Regions from separate parts of the Mus musculus genome. Here all the other regions are linked to region 1. Evidence: chromatin loops called from intact Hi-C (ENCODE). Cell type or tissue: heart. All regions are shown on one strand.

Region 1 (4,000 bases):
CTGAAAAATGAAAAAATATTATGAAAAGTATACAAATATGTTGGCAGGAATCATTCATGGTAATAATTTTTAGCATAAATATTGACTTCTCAACCTCTCTTTGAGATAGTCTCTTTTTATAGTGAGGCCTGCCATAGAACTCAAGATTTTCCTGCCTATGTTGGGGTTTCAGGCATGTACCTTTATGTCTAGCATTAATGTTTCTAAATTTTAAAAATGATAAATCAAAATACATGAAGTCCTGAACATCAGAGGCCCATATAAGAATACATATTGAACATTAAGTAAATAATTTCTTCAGATTGTTAAGAGAAATTAGTATTCTCCATGATCTCCATATAGAACTTGACTGGCACTTGGATATGTATTTCCTTTAAACTTTTAAGCTTTTTAGAAGTCTGGGCTGCTGGCTACATTTTGATAATTCACATGACTAGACCATGACCTTTCATTTTCAGACTTTTATTTAGGAGTGAATAGCTGAAAGCGTCTTCACATGCTGCAACAGTTTATGTACTTTACTTTTCTTAGCAGTCTAATGATTTTCAGTTTTGGTTTTGTATTTAAATAGTTTGCAAAGATAACTCTTTAAAGGGTTACATTTATTACTGGCCCCTTTCATATAATACAATGGTATTCCAAATGAGGATCTTTAATGGATGGAGAAAAAAAAAGAATAGAAAAAATTTAAAGTATCTTAAAATCTGATATAACAGTTGCACTTATTATTTATCCTGTAATAGTTTACACACACACACGCCTATTATTTTTTAATTTTAAAAAATTGCAAGCCTTTAATCCCAGCATTCAGAAAGCGAATCTCTGAATTCAAAGCCAGCCTGGTCTACAGAGTGGGTTCCAGGACAGCCAGGGCTTCACAGAGAAATCTGTCTTGAAAAACCAATAATAAAAATATTTTTTATAGTGGGGAGATCTTTCATATATATATGATGTGTATATATATATACACACACATACACACACATTATAGGAGCTGTAATAAACAGAAAAGCACATTAATACATGTGATTGTTACATTTTGAGCACTAGATGATTAAGGCTTACTAAGTTGCAAGCCAGGAAATAACATGTCAGCTAGTCTTTATAATAATTTAGTGTCAAAATCATTAACAACAAACCTAAGTTAAACCCTCACTCCGGTACCAACAAGTCACATGGCTCTAACAGGGTTCGGGTGTTCTGTAAATCAAAATTAGTCTCTATCCACGTGTGATCAAGCAAGGCGGTTTCTTCTCAGTTGACATCTACTGGAAGACAACACAGGAGGGGCTGGGCTTTTACCTACTAGTCTGGTAAGCCAGTGACATATCATGTTCTGGCAGAGGCTGATGGCCTTGTTTGCTGAAAGGTTGCCCAATCTCAACGCCTGAATCCTTTACTCGGACAGTTCGGATGAAAAGTCGTAAGGGTCAGCTCTAGCAACAAAACGCTTCTATGCCTCCTCGTGCCGCCAGTAGGCTACACCCTCTTGGCCTATTCGTCCCTCTGACTCCTGGGCTTTGCTAGGCTGGGTAGACCTGTCCGCTCTCGCGAGTACACCGAAGCACACTGGTCTATAGATTGAGTAAAAGGAGCAGAGGCTAAAAACACCAAGCCTCTCTCAGCCCAGTCTCAAGATGGCGACGATGCTGGCCAGCTTCCACCCAGCCCAAGGCCATCTCCCCTTCCCAAAGGCCCCTGCGCCGCAGGCGAAGGCGAGCTAGAGGAGGGCCCCACAGAGCTGCGATCGGGGCGGGGCAGAGCCCGTCGCCATCCCACGCACGCGCAACCCCGCCTCGCATCCCGCCTCCGGACTCCGAGCCCTCGCCCGGCAGGGTTGGCGCGCGCTGCCTGTCGGGATACTCGGTCCGCCCACCTAGTCCTCTCGTCCAGTGCTGCGTTCGCGAGATCCGTATTTCTCCCAAGATGGTGGCGCTCCTCTTTGGGTGACTCCAGGAGACGACAGGGCCTTTCGTCTTTGCCAGCACCTCGTCGCCCCTCCTGCGCTCGCTCTCTCGCTCGCGCACCGGGCCACGCAGCTGTTCACCGCCTCGTTACGCTTCTCTTCCGTCGACCTGTCGCTGACGGTGGCGCCTCCTTCTGCTTCTCTTCGGAGTTGCTCGCCGCCCTCGCCCCCCACTGTGGACAGATCGCGACAGCAGCGCTTCAGCGCCGACTTCAAGGTTGCCCAGGCGCCTGGCCTCTCGGCCTCGGTTTCCTGAGGAGAAGCGCGGGTCCCGCATGAGACCCGGCGGTGGCGCCAGCGAAAGGGAACGAGGCGGTGGCGGGCGGCGGCGGTGGACGAGGGCGACAAGGACCAGTGAGGCGGCCGCAGCTGCGAGGGCCGCAGCCCACGCGCGGGGGCGAGGACAGGTCAGTGCTGCTGCGGCTGCGGCCTGCCCGGCGCGCTCCCTCTGGTCTGTACCGCCGGTCCCCTCGTCACCCTCCGGCCCGCGCTGACAGGGTAGGCGCCGGGCCCTCACCCGCCTCCGTGAGCGAGTGCTTGGGGCGCGTGGTCTGGAGGGGCCGGTGCCAGGACTAGGCCCTGGTGGCTGCGGCTGCTGCAGCCTTAACTGTCAGTGCTGGCTGGACGCAGGAGGGAGGGTTTTGTCACCCACGGGTACCCGAGTGGGCCCGGGGTGGGGCGGACGTGCAGGGCGTCGAGATCGGGGGCCTCATCTAAGCAGAGATCGGAGAGCCAGCCGTGGCTTCAGGCTGCGAAAGGCAGGCCTTTTCCTCCAAAGGGGCGCTCTGGTGGGGAAGACATATTTAGATGTGTGCTTAGTGGGTTGGGGTATTGGGGGTGGATTGGAAGGAAGACGGATGAAGCGGCACCTCAAGCCCAAGGATTGCGCTCTGGTTTTATTCGTGTGCTGCTTCTGGTAGGATTCAGTAGTTGAACGTGAGTTACTGATTCCTCAGAAACTGCTGTGTTAATTTTCAATGCAAACCTGTAAGCAGTTGGCCTCCTCCTCTTCTCCCCTCCCCCTTTTCAGTTGAGAAAATGAAAAGGACGTTTTCCCCATTTTGATGCGGAGGCTTTTTGTTGGAAGAATCAGAGTTGAATGTGCTATAATTGCGTTAGCCTTAAAAATAGAAAGTATAATTTTAATAAGACTTTATCAGCTTTAGAAGAATCCTCTAAAGACAATTTTACGTCAATTTTTTTTATGTCTTTTGAGCATGCTAAAATAGAACAGTATAAAATCTCTTTGGGATTGCGTTAAATAGCTAGTGTACTGTTGGAAATGTTAACTAAATAGTATATGGGATGTGTTATCCACCATTATCTTACTTCGTGAAGGATATTCGTATAACCCATGGTTTTGGGAGAAGCAGCAGATTATGTTAAAATGTTTTGGATAGGGAAGTGCGTTTGAAATAAAGATGGCCTGAACTTTAAGAAATACAGCTGTTAAAAAGCTAAATATCAAAGCCCTATTGGACAAGAGACACGACGAATGTTTTTGACACACCTCAGATTAGTTAATACTCTTAAGATATCTTTTTGGTAAATTATGTAAATTTAGAATTGAGGAGAGATAAAAGGAAAATTTTGTCTTGTTATGTATGACAGAAATTGCTTTAGTATTAAATTCTCCTCTTAAATAGACTGCTTACTGCACTTTTAAGGAAGTGGATACTGCATCTGTATTGCTGATAAGCCTAAGTAAGGATGACTGTAAATCCATAAATACTTAGCTTTACAAAAAAGCCATGTATCAGAATCTGTAATAAAAATGAGAACTTCAACAATTCGCAGTCTATCGTTTAAGAAAGATACAGCACATAATAAAGATGAGATGACTTGTAGTTTTGTTTTCAAAATCAGAATGTAGGTTGTGAAATAATTTGTGTCAATATTTACCTTGCATGGTGTGTTGTGAAGTGGTATACACATACTTCTTTGGATGTTGCTCTTCATATAACTGAGGAGCTTAACTTTGAGTTTAGAAAATTCCTTTTGTATGCAGGTTTTGTAGGTGGCTTTTTTATCCCT
Region 2 (4,000 bases), 46 kb after region 1:
TGCCAGGGATTAGTTCCACTATCACTTGAAACATGTTTAAATGAATTAGTGAAATAAAATTATAGTACAACTTCATGATATTACTTTCACAATAGGACTAAAGAAAAATCAGAAAAAAAAACTTTCAGCTTTGCTACTCAAAAATATATAGCCAGTCCTATTTCATGAATTTGTTTACATTGTAGATAAGTAGGTGAATGCTAATCAATATTTTGAATGTGAAAATTGCATTGGCTCAATTATACATGTTTCTACAACAGAGTGGACATGACAGAGTAACAGTAAATGAAAAATAGTATCCCATCATAGTTGAATGCAACTAACTGTGGGAAAAATCTAGTATATAATGGATATAGTTGCCTTGTTTTAGCCCATGGGTGTTCCTTTTTTACAGGTTCTTTGTTTTTGTGGATCACTCCAAATTTTATTGCCTTTACTTCTTTAATATTTTTGAATTATATATGCTTAATCATGTTTCCCTCAGTTTGATAATTATATTTGTTCACTTTAGTTAGAGGTGTAGTTATCAGCTAGTGTATCACAACTCTGTTTTTGCGTGAAACTGTTTGGAGTATAAAATGTTATGTTTTAAAGATTTTGAGCTGATTTCCAGTTCTGTTTCTACTATGTGAAACCATGTCTCAAACAGTTTTCAAGCACACATATATTAGAATGTACAGGTGAATCTTAAAAAAAAAAAGTTTCTTTACTTAACTGTTTGTTGATACCCAGATTAGAACTTTTTATTTCTGATTGCAGTGATTTATATGCACACATGAGAGGGGTGGGGGAGATGGAGATAAACATTTTAAACATTTTAAGTAGAGTACTACGTGGAACAAATATCAATGAATAGTAGTTTGTATTACTAGAATGTCAGAGTGATTTAATGACTGTGCTCTGAAAGGAAGACATTGCAAATCAAAGGTGTGTGGATCTAGAGCTTTATTCTCTTTCAGGCAGGATGTATATTGTTCTGTATGTAGAATTTGCACTTTCTAACTAATTTTATAATTCAATGATAGGGAGATAAAACATTATATTCTAACAGTCTGCCTATTTATTCATTACTGATATTTTCTGTGTTTTGGTTACAGTTTAGAGAAATTTGGTAGACTTGAATGGTTAAAGAAGATTCCATGTATTTTTTTCAGTTAGAATAACGAGAAATGAGCTCCATGTTAGTGTTTTCTTTTTTACTTATTCTTAGTAGACTAAGAATTGAACTTGGCTTGCCATGCTGCCTCAGATAGGGACATGTAACTACTGAAACTCACACTGTAGAAGGAGAAAATTAATTCTTTTAGGTTATCAACTCAGCTCAATACCCTCATCACCTCTAATAAGTAAATAGAACATTTTTTTAAAAGAAAGAATTGAAGATCATAAAATTAAAAAGTATCAATACTCTAGAATGGGCCATAGACAGGTTTGTAGTATATATAGTTTAGTGCTTTGTGGTTTATGTTTTGGAAGCCATTCCATCAATGAGGACTTGAATTTTATATTGTTTCTTATTTTTGAATTAGGTACCTTTAATAATATGTAGCAATCATAATAAAGATTTTACATGTTAGATATATTGGCAATGTATGAGGTGTATTATCAATGTAACCATAAAATTATCCTAACTTAAATGTTTAATAATTATAATATGTTACTCTTTGGTGAAAGAGATTAGTGGTTTCAACATTATTATTTGATAAATATATTACTTTCTAAAACTTTAATATGTAAAATGTTACCTTTTTCCAAAAAGATAAGTATCTTTTGTTTTGTTAACCTGAAATGGTAAAGCCTTTGTTGAAATTTACATTTGGCCTAGTGGTGAGAAGCTAGAGACTTTTATGATCCCAATTCTATTTCTGGGAGAAAATAAATATAGGTTTTAGTGCTTGTGGTTTTTGCTTTCTTAGCTTCTTTCTTCTGTTTGTTTTTAAATGACTGATGACTGTAATAATTTCCAGTTGCTCTGTTAAGAATTGTTAGAACCTGAGTAATGGTCATAGGTAGTAGTAGTTGTAGTAGCAGTTTTAACTTCAGTAGAGTTTACATGAGTAGTAATATCTTTTCCTCAGCCTCTGAATGGAAATTCTGGAAGAAATTAGGAATACATAAGATGAGTCAGTTTGGTTTTAGTATATACAAAAGTATAGAAAGAGTTGATTGCAAATGAAGGGGCTAAGGAAACCTTGTTATAAAACCTTACCTCCTTAGTTTTTTGAGAACAATGCAAAGGAAAATGATTTCAGGATTTTATATAGTAGCTTTTTGTTAAGGTTGTAATAAAGTACAATGAGGAAATGACAAGTATATATATTTGTTCATACCTACAATTAATGTTACATACCAGTACATGTCTTGGTTACAAGGCATGTCTTAATTATCAATGCATAATTAATAATTATATTTTGTTCAATGAATGCCAAGAAAGGGTGAGATTGTTGGGATTACTTGTTAATAAGTAAATTACATCATTTAAAAATTCTAAATCAAGTCCAGAATGTTTAGATATTTTACTTTTTCACTAGCAATTATTTTAACAAAATAAACATGTATATTACAACATAAATGTTCTTTTTCTTTCCATTTTCTAGATGTGATTTACCTAACTGAAGAGAAAGTATATGAAATTTATGAATTTTGTAGAGAGAGTGAGGATTATTCCCCTTTAATTCGTGTAATTGGAAGAATATTTTCTAGTGCTGAGGCACTGGTTCTGAGCTTTCGGAAAGTCAAACAGCACACAAAGGAGGAATTGAAATCTCTTCAAGAAAAGGATGAAGACAAGGATGAAGATGAAAAGGAAAAAGCTGCATGTTCTGCTGCTGCTATGGAAGAAGACTCAGAAGCATCTTCTTCAAGGATGGGTGATAGTTCACAGGGAGACAACAATGTACAAAAATTAGGTCCTGATGATGTGACTGTGGATATTGATGCTATTAGAAGGGTCTACAGCAGTTTGCTCGCTAATGAAAAATTAGAAACTGCCTTCCTGAATGCACTTGTATATCTGTCACCTAACGTGGAATGTGATTTGACATATCATAATGTGTATACTCGAGATCCTAATTATCTCAATTTGTTCATTATTGTAATGGAGAATAGTAATCTCCACAGTCCTGAATATCTGGAAATGGCGTTGCCATTATTTTGCAAAGCTATGTGTAAGCTACCCCTTGAAGCTCAAGGAAAACTGATTAGGCTGTGGTCTAAATACAGTGCTGACCAGATTCGGAGAATGATGGAAACATTTCAGCAACTTATTACCTACAAAGTCATAAGCAATGAATTTAATAGCCGAAATCTAGTGAATGATGATGATGCCATTGTTGCTGCTTCAAAGTGTTTGAAAATGGTTTACTATGCAAATGTAGTGGGAGGGGATGTGGACACAAATCATAATGAGGAAGATGATGAAGAACCCATACCTGAGTCCAGCGAATTAACACTTCAGGAGCTTCTGGGAGATGAAAGAAGAAATAAGAAAGGTCCTCGAGTGGATCCACTAGAAACCGAACTTGGCGTTAAAACTCTAGACTGTCGAAAACCACTTATCTCCTTTGAAGAATTCATTAATGAACCACTGAATGATGTTCTAGAAATGGACAAAGATTATACCTTTTTCAAAGTTGAAACAGAGAACAAATTCTCTTTTATGACATGTCCCTTTATATTGAATGCTGTCACAAAGAATCTGGGATTATATTATGACAATAGAATTCGCATGTACAGTGAAAGAAGAATCACTGTTCTTTACAGCCTAGTTCAAGGACAGCAGTTGAATCCGTATTTGAGACTCAAAGTCAGACGTGACCATATTATAGATGATGCACTGGTCCGGGTAAGTTTGACTATTATTTAAAATTGGAATTAAACTAAAACCTAGACAGTGATGTATTTCAATTTATTCATTTTATCTATAATTTTGGAAAAAAATAGGATTATGTTAACATTTCTGATCTGTATTGCTACACCTTTGTTGCTTCTTACCAAAAAT
Region 3 (4,000 bases), 830 kb before region 1:
GGGATGTTACTTACTGGCTTGCTTCCCCTGACTTGCCCAGCTTGCTTTTTTATAGAACCAAGACTACCAGCCCAGGGAGGACACTATCCCCAATAGGCCCTTCCCCCTTGATCATTAATTGGGAAAATGCCTTACAGCTGGATCTCATGAAGGCATCTCCTTAACTGAGCTCCTTTTTCTGTGATAACTCCAGCTTGTGTCAAGTTGACACACAGTCAGTACAGGCCTCTCTCTAGACCCCACTTCTCAAAGACCCAATCTTCCAATAGCCCAGGACCAGCACTGTGGCAATCACAGTGAACCTTTGGAAGCCTCAAACTGCTGGAGCCACTGCACTCTCCACATCATTCTCTCTACTCACTTCCAGATGATTCCACTAGTAAAAGGCAGTGCAGCACATATAGCCTACATAGTCAGTAGCTCTCCATGACCGTTTTACTCAGAATGTTCATCATCATGGAATAACCCATTCCTCTATGAAAACACTGTTTTCTACATTTTTATTATTTTCATAGTATTTCAATACATTTGTGTCATGGGCTTAACACAGGAAAGTCTCCTGCAGGAATTTTACTAGCTCCATGAGCAAGAAGATTTGGGGAAAACAAAGCAAACAAAAATACTGTGGATGGGTTTAAGGTTTAGGCTTTAAAAGTACGGGTCATTTTTTCAGACCTAAATGTTTCTTAGGTCTAAATTCTATTGTTAAAGTTCACTTAGGAGGTTGAGGCAAGAAGACTATGAGTTGAAGACCAGGCTAGGCTATATAATGAACTCTATACCACTACCCACACACACATACACAAAACCCATTCCCAGTATCCAAGTATCCAATAAAGGAGGGAAACTAGAAATACAGGGTATTACTGCCTTGTTCTTAATTTTTCAAGTCTTCTTTCTCGATGTTCAGTCTCCTCACCCAAAAGTCCACCAGCTAGTAAAAAATTCTATTACTTTTCATAATGATTTTCCTTATTAGAGGAAGCTATTGAAGTATTATTAACAAATAGGCCCAAATTTTCAATTATTTCATGCACTAAAACTTGATTTGCAACTACACCAGCATACTGAGTACCACACGTTGCTTAGGTACTGTGATTCCAGAAAAATCCCACTCTCTGTTTTGTGCTTTCTGGGATCTCCTGGGCCTCAGTCTACTGTGTTCAGACAGTTGACCAACAGAGAAAGAAACAATACAACTGCCTTCCTGAGCAGGCGGTCTGGAGTCTACACCAACCTATCGCATAGCCTTTCACAGCCTAGCAGAAATGAAAGCTGGGAAAGAAAACCTCTGCATGGTAGCTGGCTTTCCGCAGTGACTACAAGGCACGGCAGGAAAAGCATGTCATTCTAACTCATTTGTGCGGAGGGTAAATAAATGGCCTTATTCTGTCTTTGAAAAACAGAAGCAAGCCAAAGACCCAGACTTCCCAAATACCTGTTCACTATTTGCTGCTACCAGAAGTCACCCAACTCCCCAACAATCCTTCCTAAATGTGACTGCCACAGGTCTCCATAGGGAATGCTGAATTGAAAACTCTGGGTTAAGTGTATGCCTTTTCTGGAGGCTGTATATTTCCATCCTCTGTCGCTCTTCTTGACAGGAGTATTTTAGCCTGTTTTAAATTGTTGTGTGGGCCTATTACTTGTGGTAGAGTGTATCTAGCATCCCCAGGTTCAGAAATTAACCCAGAATTCTAGAACCAATTAGTTTTATCAATCAATTAAAATGTAACTCTATGGTATTAACAGTACCTTCTCCGTATCCAGTAAGAACTGTCTCTTTTTAGCCTTCCTCTGACTCCTGCCCTCCTCACTCCCCGCTCATGCTCTTTGTAATGCTAAGTGTATAATGAACGTTTTACAGTACTTTTGTTGCTTGTTGACTTCTTTATAGAGGCATCTTCCCAGCAATGCTTGCGAGTATTATGGATTCTTTCACGGTGCAGACATCTGAGATTCTATTATTGTCAGAGATTAAATGCCCTCCTCCCTTCAATAACATAAGGCGATCTACGTCAGATCTTAAAATAGAACTTCAAAGGCCCTTTGTGCAAAACAGCCCTTATTTGGGGATTTCATTCATTTCATTTTAGTTCAGAGTTTCATTTAATCTCAATGAATGAAAAATCAAACAGTGAAAATGGCGATCTAACCTGTATTTGGAAAAGCCAGTCTAACAGTCTCAGCACCAAACCCTGAGGACAAGGCTCCTGACCTACCCTTTCTCAGCACCAGTGTGCTGATCCATTAAACTATTGTTTCTCCTACTGCACTGCAGAGGGTATAGCCGAGGTTTAGAAAGAGAGGCAAGTCTGAGGGTTGGATGTGAGCTGTATGCAACGCCAAAGAGCAGAGCCACCAAGATCCGCAAAGCCGCGCGTACAGAGACAATGCCTCCAGCACTGCAGGGACTGAGGACTCAGTACTGCCGCGCAGGCGCAAAGACAGCCTGCCGAAACGCAGGGCGGGGCGCTAGAGACGGAAGCAGCTTTGAATGATTCAACAGACTTAAACTAGAAGTTGTTTTCGTCAGTTCCCACATGGTCTAGCGGTTAGGATTCCTGGTTTTCACCCAGGCGGCCCGGGTTCGACTCCCGGTGTGGGAACAGCAGCTTTTTTTTTTTTTTTCTTGTGACGTGCTCAGCGTTTCACAGTATGACATACAAACAGTGGTCAAGCTGTTAGATTCTGAAAAATTCCCTGGTCCTTAGTCCCCTATGGCCAGTTGTTACGAAGTGAAAAACTTAGAAACACTATCAGTGAACAGAGGAACCACCTTTCAGGACCTGCCCAGTTGGAGCCCTGCTTTCTTTGGAAAGAAGCTTTGTGAAGGGGAATCGCAAAGGCTGAGATACTAAGAAAGCAAACTCCCAGAAGAAACAACTTTATGGACAAGTGCAGAGTAATACAAAAGGCAACTGGAGAGGCCACATTCATTTATTCATCTCCTCACACTTTGCCTAATAACTTACAGGAAACAGGCATGGAAGCAGTCTCTGGGTAGAATTACAGTTTTAGTTAGGCTCAAGCTTCCAAGCAAAGCCATATTTTCAGAAGTGGGAGACCTTGAAATCTTCAATGCTGCAAACAAATCCAACTTGCGTGTTTGCCATGGTAACCCAAGCCTGCATGTGTTAGTGCATACGTGCAATTGTTTCAATGTTTGAACCAATCCCTGTGCTATTCGTAGAGCTTAGGTAAACCTTGTAACCAACCGCACCATGCTCCAGTTGCTTGCCTTAATGCAGTGGTTCTCAATCGTCCTAATACTGTGACCCTTTAATACAGTTCTTCATGTTGTGGCAACCCCCAACCATAAAGTTATTTCATTGCTACCTCATAATTGTAATTTTGCTACTGTTGTGAACTGTAATGCTAATATCTGATATTAGGGTATTTGATATGCGATCCCAGTGAAAGGACTGTTCAAACCCCAGATGGGTCCCAACCTACAAGTTGAGAACCACTGCATAATAAAACAGAAATCTGGACCAAGAAGACTCCAGACCATTCATAGACCAACAGCATGAATGGCAGAGATAAGAGTTTTTGGAGAAGTTACATTATCAAACAAAGATAGTACTTTCGTCCTTTAACTGGATACTAATTCTACATTTTCAGCTTGCTTAGAAGTCCACATAAAATATACCTATAAAGATCATTCGAGTAATTTGCAAATTATTGCTTTAGCAATTGTACATCATGTGACATTAGACAAATTCTTTTTTAAAAAATATATTATTAATTCTCAAAGAACTTCGTGCAATGTATTTTTGTCATATTCGCCCTAACTCCTCACCCTAACTCCTTCCAGATCCACCTTACCACCTCACCCCTTCCAGGATCAAGAACAAATTCTTAAAGCTTAGTTCTTTAAAAAATAAAAAATGCCCTTAGTAAATATCTATCAGAGTGCATCTCCATCTTGTTTCCCTTCAGAAGTCCCGTTGGTTTCAACCATTGTTATCTAAAGGTTTCACCCCAGGCTGTCTGCTGT

What was found. Peaks named below come from ENCODE experiments on the same cell type or tissue, not always from the same donor. Only the 100,000 strongest peaks of a DNase experiment are listed, where the experiment ranks them.
Region 2: a loop joins it to region 1, with 1.9 times the contacts of the local background. A loop is called at or near these places in 2 of 42 quality-filtered maps.
Region 3: it touches region 1 in a loop (5-fold over the local background); 8 of 42 quality-filtered maps call a loop at or near these places.

Annotation. Positions count from the first base shown.
Region 1 is chr7:59,226,899-59,230,898 of GRCm38, forward strand. Ube3a (ubiquitin protein ligase E3A) reads left to right here and starts at 1,852. Exons shown (of 11, transcript NM_001033962.2): 1 at 1,852-2,373. In heart, a CTCF peak has its summit at 2,101; DNase peaks (open chromatin) are centred at 1,783 and 2,423; H3K4me3 peaks cover 3,200 bases; H3K27ac peaks cover 2,277 bases.
Region 2 is chr7:59,273,171-59,277,170 of GRCm38, forward strand. Ube3a (ubiquitin protein ligase E3A) reads left to right here. Exons shown (of 11, transcript NM_001033962.2): 4 at 2,598-3,844. It overlaps Snhg14 (small nucleolar RNA host gene 14), which reads right to left. Exons shown (of 172, transcript NR_146211.1): 171 at 3,432-3,598; 172 at 1-2,094. Among named protein-coding and RNA genes, the nearest start is that of Ube3a, 46 kb to the left of the region's middle. In heart, no CTCF peak of the experiment used is centred here; no DNase peak of the experiment used is centred here.
Region 3 is chr7:58,396,778-58,400,777 of GRCm38, forward strand. It overlaps n-TEttc7 (a tRNA gene), which reads left to right and starts at 2,538; the gene lies at 2,538-2,609. In heart, no CTCF peak of the experiment used is centred here; a DNase peak (open chromatin) is centred at 2,444; H3K4me3 peaks cover 2,243 bases; H3K27ac peaks cover 1,869 bases.